2 separate regions of the Homo sapiens genome follow, and region 1 is linked to region 2. A link is an interaction called in ENCODE POLR2A ChIA-PET data of the cell type or tissue named here. Cell type or tissue: PC-9. All regions are shown on one strand.

Region 1 (5,000 bases), 80 kb before region 2:
AACCCAGGAGGCTGAGGTTGCAGTGAGCCGAGATTGCACCACTGCACTCCAGCCTGGGTGACAGAGTGAGACTCCGTCTCAAAAAGAAAAAAAAAAAAAAAGAACACCTATTATGTGTATTTACTTATAAATCATACAATCTATTGTTATGTAAATTTAGTTATAAAGCATATGTAAAACAGAATAACTTCAAAGAATAAGGTGAAAAATAAATATTAACAAGGAGCTATAATGTTCTTCCCGTAGCCCAATGGACTGGCCTGTCCCTCATAGAAACCACTAATCTAAAATGAAAGCAGCATCACCCAGATTGAAAATGGGAAAGCAACAGAAAAAAAGAAATCCTCCAGGCATCCTAGGAAGCATCTCTGCTATGGTTTGAATGTGCCCCCCCAAATTTCACGTTATAAATTTAATCTACAATGCTGCAGTACTGAAAGGCGAGGCTTTTAAAGAAGGGACTGTGTCATGAGGGCTCTGTCTTCACGAATGGATGAATGAATTAATGGGTTATCACGGGAGTGGAACTAGTGGCTTTATAAGAAGAGGAAGAGAAACCTGAGCTAAAGCACTCACAGCCCCTCACCATGTAATAACCCGCACCACCTCGGGACTCTGCAGAAAATGCCCACCAGCTAGAAGGCTCTCACCAGAGGTGGCCCTTTGACTCTGGACTTCTTGGCCCTCACGCCTATAAGAAAAAAATTCCTTTTTACAATAATTTATCCAGTTTCAGGTATTCTGTTATAAACAAAAGAAAATGGACTAATACACTCTTGCTGCCAATTGGGGGAAAGTGACAGTTAAGGTGATATATTCCCAAGTGCCTCAGACTCCAAATCACAAAGAATTTCAGAGCGAGCCAGATTCTCTCATGGTTCTGTTCAGAATGTTTCATAAGAATGACCTTGCAAACTGAAGCTTTCAACCTGGCCTGGGAACCTTAAGAATATTTTATGAACAATCAATCCACCGAACTGCACCTGTCAGCAGACCCCGGTTAACTGCACAGAGTACCTGAAAGCCATCCCCTGTCTGAATTCACACAGAAAACTTTTAGAGCCACGGCACTGTGATGGAGGGAAAGAAGGTGTGGACCACACCTCATGAGATGTGCAAACAACATGGCTCATGACAAACCCAGCAGAATGCTCAATCTTTAGAAACCCAAGATGGCTACAGCAATACAGACCATGACAATTTTTGGTAAGGACATGGAGAAACTGAAATCCTCAAACATTATTGGTGGGATTATAAAATAATGTAGCCACTCTGGAAAACAATCTAGCAGTTCCCCAAAATGTTTAACATAAAATTACCATATGTCTCATACATTCAGCTCCTAGGTATATACCCAAGAGATTTAAAAATCTACATCCACACAAAAACATGAATATTCATAACAGTATTATTCATAATAGTCAAAAAGTGAAAACAACATAATATCCAACAACTGACAAAATGTGGTATACCTACATAATGGAATATTATTTGGCAATAAAAAGAAATTAAGTACTGAATTCATGCTACAACGTGGGTAAACCTTGAAAACATTATGATACAAATGGAAGAAGTCAGATACCAAAGACCACATATCGCATGATTCTAGTTTATGAAATATCTGGAATAGAGACAGAAAAAAAAAATCCAAAGACAGCAAGTTGATTAGTTGGTTGCCAGAAGCTTTGGACAGAGAGGATGGGGAGTAACTGCTGATGGGTATAGAGTTCCCTTTTAATACAATGAAAATCTTCAAACACTAGACAGTGGTGATGAGCATACAACTCTGAATATACAAAAAAACCACTTAATTGTAAACTATAAAATGGTGAATTTTATAACTCATGATATATAAATTATATTTTAGTACCTTAATAATTATCATCATCATCATTATCATCATCATCATTACAATGGCTAATGAAATGTGGTATCCTGGACTGGATCCAAGAAAAGAAAAAAGACATTAGTGGAAACACTGATGAAATCCAAATAAAACCTGTAGTTTGATTAATAGTGTTGTACCAAGTCCCTTGTATTTCTTAAGTTTTGATAAATGTACCATGGCACTGTAAGAAGCTCACACTAAGGGAAGCTGGGTGAAATGTACATGGGAACTCTTAAATCACTTCAAAGTAAAAAAAAAAAATTTAATGATAATGAAAAAACTTAACATACTATACTTGAATACTACAGAATACAGTGCAGCTACAGGAAAGAATAATTTAGACCTACATGTATATTTAACATGGGAAGATGTCTGTGTTATGAAGTTTTTAAAAACAGCAAGCTGCAGAACAGTATGCAGAATAGTATGACTGCATTTCCTTAAAAACTTACATGCAATGTTTGTGAGCAATGTGTTTGTATGCTGGGGAATAGGATTTTCACCTTGGGCTTCACATGTGTGTATTAAGGAATTTTCACAACAGATACACATAAATTCGAAATTTAAGAAAGCCACAATTAAAACAATTTTTAACATTTTAAGTTTTAAACACACATATCCCCTCAGAAGCTGCCTGCCAGGAAGGAATGGAAGACAGTCTTCTGTCTAGGTTTTCTCTGCAAAGTGGAGAATGAATCCACATCCAAGAACATCCCTCTGCTCCACGGTTATTTCCACCTCTAGGAATAAGGGGTATCACATCAGTACCAGGCATTTCAAGAACAGCAAGTTACTGACAATCCTTGAAGTTAAATGCTGGGTGCATGGATTCATTAAAACATTCTCTCTACTTTTGTGTACGTTTCACAATTTTCTTTTTGTTTTCGCCCAAGCTAGAGTGCAGTGGCGCGATCTCAGCTCACCACAACCTCTGCCTCCCAGGTTCAAGCAATTCTCCTGCATCAGCCTCCCAAGTAGCCAGGATTACAGGAGCCTGCCACCACAACTGGCTAATTTTTGTTTTTTTTGTTTGTTTGTTTTTTGTGTTTTGAGACGGAGCCCAGGCTGGAGTGCAATGGCACGATCCTGGCTCACTGCAACCTCTGCCTCCTGGGTTCAAGTGATTTTCCTGCCTCAGCCTCCCGAGTAGCTGGGATTACAGGCATGGGCCACCATGCCCAGCTAATTTTTGTATTTTTAGCAGAGACAGGGTTTTGCCATGTTGGCCAGGTTGGTCTCGAACTCCTGGCCTCAGGTGATCCAACCACCTCGGCCTCCCAAAGTGCTGGGATTACAGGCATGAGCCACCACACGCAGCCCAATGTTTTGCAATTTTCATAATACAAAGTTGAAAAAGTAATAATAAAGGTATACTATAGGTTTGATCTTTAGAAACTATATCTCCTTAACTACCTGGGAACCAGGATTAAGACTCATGACTATTATTCTAGGCAAAGAATTACTACTGTAAAATCTATCTTAAAGCTTTCTTTTCTCTTACCTTAAATACTGCAGTGACTAAAAAAGAGTAGCTTGCAGTGCACTGATCTCATACGATCACTATTAGAAAAACTAGAGACAAAATGGAACAATAAGACAAATATTTAGATCAAAAGTATCCAATCTTTTGGTTTCCCTAGGCCCCACTGGAAGAAGAAATGTCTTGGGCCACACATAAAATACACTAACACTAATGACAGCTGATGAGCTTAAAAAAAAATTGCAAAAAAATTTCATAATGTTTTAACAAAGTTTGTGAATTTGTGTAGGACCACATTCAAAACTGTCCTGGGCTTCTGAGCCAGGGGTTGGAAACCTTGATTTAGATGGAGATAAGGGCAAGTGAGTCAGGCCTTCTGAAATACTGGGCTCTCTAAATAAAGGATGGTGCAAGTATTTAAAGGGGAAAGGAAATGCCAAAGTTAGAGTTGATACACTCACTATTCTCCCTTGAAGAAAATCATCAGTTTCCTACCTTTGAGTGGCTTATCTACAAGGGTTATTACATGTCTGCAGGCATCAGGATTGCAAAAATCAGAGGTAAAGCTGTTTTCATTAGGGAATCTGGCAATTTACAAGAAAGGGGCTCAAAACTACATTATGTTAGGGCTTAATGTTAGACAAGTATTCTTTGTCTTCTGTGGTTTTTCTTGAGATGAAATGTTTTACTTCTGACTGTGGGACTAATGTGTTCCTACAGGTTGCAACATAAAACGGATTTCTCACTATGAACCTTAGAGAAACAGCTTGACAATCTTTGTCCTGGACAGCAAGTCTTCTTAGAGCTGGGGCCAAGTGACTTCTCCTTGACTCCTCTGAGCAAAGCCCAGCGCCAGCCACAGCACAGGAACCTGGGCAGGCAGTCCACCCTCAGGGCCTGCCTGTGACCACTGCTAACCTGTGCGGAACAAACATGTGCTGAAGGATTTGAGTTCTTCAGAGGACTTGGGGAACTGACTTATAGAAAATGCTCAGCACGTGGCCTAGCACAAGGCATTCTTTAAATCTGAGTCTCCTCCCCATTCCATCTCTCATCCCTTTTCCTGAATTCTGTCTTTACTGATTTATCTAGTCATCCAGCAAAGAACAAATCACTCCAAAGCCATGACAGGCTACAACACAACTAGTTACTCCAACACTGAGAGTCCTATGACTCCCTCCATAAAATCAACTGAGTAGAATACTGAACAGCTCTTCTGAACATTTTCAGACAAATCTCTATTCTAGAAACCTTTCCACTGGGGAACTACCTCAAACTCTTCAATTATTTACTAGGAGATCAAACATAAGCACAGAAGCACAACAGGCAAATTTCACTTAAGCTTGGCTTTTGTCCTCTGGGGTTTTATTATTGTTCAGGTTTTGTCTTTCAATGATGTGGCCTGGTACAGAGAACCCTCTCCTGCTTTCGATTTTATTCTTTCAGAATCTGGAAAGGAGGTCAGCTGTCCTTTCCAGGCTTCAGTTCCTCCATCTGTAAAATGAAGTTGTTCTAAATTATTTTTCATGTCTCTTCTAAATTTAAAATGTTATATGCACACATCTTTTTGAGTCCCAATGACAGTCCCAACACAGGCCAAGCTAATCACGTGACTGACACTTCCCCAGAGGC
Region 2 (5,000 bases):
ATTTCTCCAAAGAAGACATACAAATGACCGATAAACACATGAAAAGATGCCTAACAACTTAGTCATTAGGAAAATTAAAATCAAAACCAAATTAAGATACTACTTATATTATAGAATGGTTATAATAAAAATAAAAATTAAAAAAAAACACAGAAAATGACATGTGTTGGTGAGAATGTGGAGAAACTGGAACCCTTGTACATTGCTAGTCAGAATGTAAAATGGTACAGCCACTGTGAAAAACAGTTCAGCAATTGTTCCAGAAAGTTACAACATAGAATCACCCAAATGACGCAACAATTCCACTCCAAGGTATATACCCAAAAGAAATGAAAACAGAGATTCAAACAGATATTGTACAATAGTGTTCACTGCACCATTATTCACAATAGCCAAAGAGCAGAAACAAGCCAACGTCCACCAACAAATTAATGGATAAACAAAATGTGGTATATCCATACAATAGAACATTACTCAGCAATAAAAAAAGAATGGTGTTCTTTTTTATTTTTTTTTTTTTTGAGACAGAGTTTTGCTCTTTTTGCCGAGGCTGGAGTGCAGTGGCATGATCTCGGCTCACTGCAACCTCCGCCTCCCAGGATCAAGCAATTCTCCTGCCTCAGCCTCCCAAGTAGCTGAGATTACAGGCACACACCACCACACCCAGCTAATTTTTTGTATATTTAGTAGAGACAGGGTTTCACCATGTTGGTCAGGCTGGTCTTGAACTCCTGACCTCAGGTGATCCACCCGCCTTGGCCTCCCCAAATGCTGGGATTACAGGCATGAGCCACTGTGCCCAGCCAACAATGGAGTACACTGCGCAAATGGGGCCAGGTGCGGTGGCTCACGCCTGTAATCCCAGCACTTTGGGAGGCTGAGGTAGGCGGATCACAAGGTCAGAAGATTGAGACCATCCTGGTTAACACAGTGAAACCCTGTCTCTACTAAAAATACAAAAAAATTAGCCGGGCTTGGTGGTGGGTGCCTGTAGTCCCAGCTACTCGGGAGGCTGAGGCAGGAGAATGGCGTGAACCCGGGAGGCAGAGCTTGCAGTGAGCCAAGATTGCGACACTGCACTCCAGCCTGGGCGACAGAGCGAGACTCTGTCTCAAAAAAAAACAAACAAACAAAAACAAAAAAACACTGTGCAAATGAAATAAGCCAGTCACAAAAGGAAAATATTGTATGATTCCATTTATATGAAATATCCAGAATAGGCAAATCCATTGAGTCAGAAAGTAGATCAGAGGTTACCAGGTGCTGGGAGACAGAGGAATGGGGAGTTATTGCTTAATGGCTACAGAGTTTCTATTTGGGATGATGGAAAAGATTTGGAAACAGATTATGGCAATGGTGGCACAATAGCATTAATGTAATTAATGCCACTTAATTGCATACTTAATAATGGTTTAGGCCAGGCACAGTGGCTCACACCTGTAATCCCAGCACTCTGGGAGGGGAACAAGGCAGGCAGATCACCTGAGGTTGGGAGTTCAAGACCAGCCCGGCCAACATGGAGAAACCCTGTCTCTACTAAAAATACAAAATTAGCCAGGCATGGTGGCGCATGCCTGTAATCTCAGCTACTCCGGAGGCTGAGGCAGAAGAGTCACTTGAACGCAGGAGGCAGAGGTTGCAGTAAGCCAAGATTGCACCATGGCACTTCAGCCTGGGCAACAAGAGGGAAACTCCATCTCAAAAAAAAAAAAAAAAAAAGGATTATAAATCACGCTACTATAAAGACACATGCACACGTATGTTTACTGGGGCACAATTCACAACAACAAAGACTTGGAACCAACCCAAATGTCCAACAATGATAGACTGGATTAAGAAAATGTGGCACATATATACCATGGAATACTATGCAGCCATAAAAAAGGATGAGTTCATGTCCTTTGTAGGGACACGGATGAAGCTGGAAACCATCATTCTGAGCAAACTATCGCAAGGACAAAAAACCAAACACCACATGTTCTCACTCACAGATAGGAACTGAACAATGAGAACACTTGGACACAGGGTGGGGAACGTCACACACTAGGGTCTGCCATGGGGTGGGGGGCCGGGGGAGGAATAGCATTGGGAGAAATACCTAATGTAAATGACAGGCTGATGGGTGCAGCGGGCCAGCATTGCACATGTATAACTATGTAACGAGCCTGCACGTTGTGCACATGTACCCTAGAACTTAAAGTATAATACAAAAAAATGGTTTAAATGGACAATTTTATGTTATGTATATTTTACTACAATAAAACACTTGAAAGAAAAAAAAACTTTATCAGGTCTTCAGTTATCTGGATTGTCTAAGGTTAGATTTCATATCAGGAGCTCAAATCTAAAAAGGACTGTACAGTCACCTGATCTAATCCTCGTGGAAACCCTAGTGGGAAGTCTGCATCTCTACATCCCTCCTGACTAGTGAGTGGTTTCCAGATGCTGCCAGATAGTGGCAGCATACCTTTCCCCAAGGCAGCCCACTGACCTTCATGAAGGAAGAACAACCTGAGCTGGAAAAAAAAAAAATGGGATAAATGAAAAGCATGCTGAAGATTTTAAAAGCCAAATTCTGCTATTCTGCAGGTGTGTGACAATTAACAAATTATTCAACTTCTCCAAGTCTCTGCTTTCTCTCATTATAAAATGACAATAGCACCTGCCTTTAAATGTTACTGTAAGAATTGGCAGAAGTATACCTCTAGCACCCATCCAACTGCCTGGCAAATGGTGAGTGTTCTATCTCATGGTAATTGCTAGTGTGACAATAGGTCTATGTGCTACCTTTCAGCTAACCAAAGGCTGAGCAGGATATGGCCTGGGCTGGGAGAACACTATGACTTACCAGAACTTAAATAAAACAGCCACCAGCACCACAGAAAAACATCAGAGAAGGAGCTGTTTTTATGCAGTTCAAGTCTCTTAGGAAAGACTGGCTTATTGTTCCAAGAACGAACCCAGCTACTCTTCATTTAGGAAGGCACTGCTACACAATTCATTTTCTCTATACAACAGGCCTCTGTTAGCATGTCCGGGCTACTGTTCGTAACAGAGTCTGCCTCTACCCACAGGAAAGACACAGTCTATGAAGAAAATTCGCTAAAAGGTAGTCCCCAGAGGCTGCTCTCAAACTTGTGTAGCCCCAGAAGCACTTGGGGAACCTGTTAAAAAAAAAAAAAAAACAGGTATCGCCCACACCCACAGATATTCTGATTACTAAATATTTTACACAGGAGCCTAGCACACAACTGTTTAAAGAAACACTAGAAGGTAGGCCACAAAAATGTAAAAAGATCACATTCTGATGTGGACAACTACAACAATCTGTCCCACAAAGCAAAGGCTGCATTTTCCTCTATGCCCATCTAGAAATGGAATAGTTTTGGTCATGCCAGACAGGATTGGAAACCAAGGAAGTAACAGAGACCACCTGCATGTAATACCCAATGTGAGTTTCATACAGTTTCATCATACTGAAGGCCCTCATGATTGCTTATTCTTTTTTAAAATAAACACAAAAAGTAATGAAAAATAAAAATAATGTACCAGCTACACCTCATATAATAGCAAAAAATATACTTAAATTATATTCACCAGAAGTTGGTAACATTTTTGTGAAACTAACACATTCTTAGATTGCTGGGAAAATTACTAAATGGTACGAATTTTTGGTTAGCTAGTGGCAATACATATTAAAAGTCATAAATATGAGGCTGGATGTGCTGGTGTGCACCTACAGTCCCAGCTACTCAGGAGGCTGAGGTGGGAGGATCACTGAGCCCAGGAGTTCGAGTAGCCTAGGCAACATAGTAAGACCCTGCCTCTTTAAAAACAAACCAAAAAAAGCTCATACCCTTAAATTCAATAATCCCACTTATTTGAATTTATCCTAAGGGAATAACACAAAAGAAACTATACAAAAAAGATAATCACTATTGGATTACATATAATAAAAAAAAAAAGATAACTACTCAGACACAGTGGCTCACGCCTATAATCCCAGCACTTTGGGAGGGTGAGGCAGGAGGATTGCTTGAGTCCAGGAGTTTGAGACCAGCCTGGGCAACATAGTGGGACCCTGTCTCTACAAAAAATACAAAAATTAGCAAGGGTGGTGGCGCACACCTGGCTAATCCCAGCTACTCAGGAGGCTGAGGTGGAAGGTCAAGGCTGCAGTAAGCCATGATCATACCACCACACTCCACCCTGGGTGACAGAGCAGGTATCTTTTTGCTAAAAAAAAAAAAAAAAAGAAAAAAGAAAATCTTCCTGTCAAAACTCTCAGGCCAGGTGCAGTGGTTCACACCTGTAATCCCAGCATTTGGGAGGCTGAGGCAGGTGGATCACTTGAGGTCAGGAGTTCGAGACCAGCCTGGCCAACATGGTGAAACTCTGTAACTACTAAAAATACAAGAATGAGCCGGGCGTGGTGGCGCACACCTGTAATCTCAGCTACATGGGAGGCTGAGGCAGAAGAATCGCTTGAATCCGGGAGGCGGAGGTTGCAGTAAGCTGAGATTGCGCCACTTCACTCCAGCCTGGGCGTCAGAGTGAGACCCTGTCCCAAAAAAAATCTCAAACAGTTTACCAAAATTTGCCATATTAAGCAAAATGACAAAGCTATTAAAACTTAAAATTACATATACTATGTAATTATAAGAAAACCATCCATAAAACATGCAAGACCTAAAATTACTTACAAAAAGAATGGACACATGGACAGTCTCAAAGAGTGATATATCGGGAAGTAATAGCTCATGTTGAAATGGTTTGATGTGGTTTTCCTCCACTGGTCTCTCAACTTTCCATATTATTGCTACATTATTGCAGTAAGACTATAAATATATTTAACTGATTCTGCCTGGAGAGTTAATTGGACAGTAGTGAGGGAAAGTCCTACACTGACCTCAGCTATCCTGAATGAAGACAGGCTCACCTAAACGCACCATGCTATCAGATGGCCACAAGGCCAGTTCTAGATTTCTTTCCCCAAAAGA

Evidence for each region. ChIA-PET counts read pairs that join two places held together with the same protein. Peaks named below come from ENCODE experiments on the same cell type or tissue, not always from the same donor. Only the 100,000 strongest peaks of a DNase experiment are listed, where the experiment ranks them.
Region 1: POLR2A ChIA-PET joins it to region 2 with 13 read pairs; 14 of 35 experiments call an interaction of 5 or more read pairs at or near these places.

What each region holds. Positions count from the first base shown.
Region 1 is chr2:121,558,000-121,562,999 of GRCh38, forward strand. All of the region lies in intron 2 of CLASP1 (cytoplasmic linker associated protein 1), which reads right to left. Among named protein-coding and RNA genes, the nearest start is that of RNU4ATAC, 30 kb to the left of the region's middle. RefSeq lists an enhancer at 649-698. In PC-9, no CTCF peak of the experiment used is centred here; no DNase peak of the experiment used is centred here.
Region 2 is chr2:121,638,164-121,643,163 of GRCh38, forward strand. All of the region lies in intron 1 of CLASP1 (cytoplasmic linker associated protein 1), which reads right to left. Among named protein-coding and RNA genes, the nearest start is that of CLASP1, 8.8 kb to the right of the region's middle. In PC-9, no CTCF peak of the experiment used is centred here; no DNase peak of the experiment used is centred here; H3K27ac peaks cover 1,078 bases.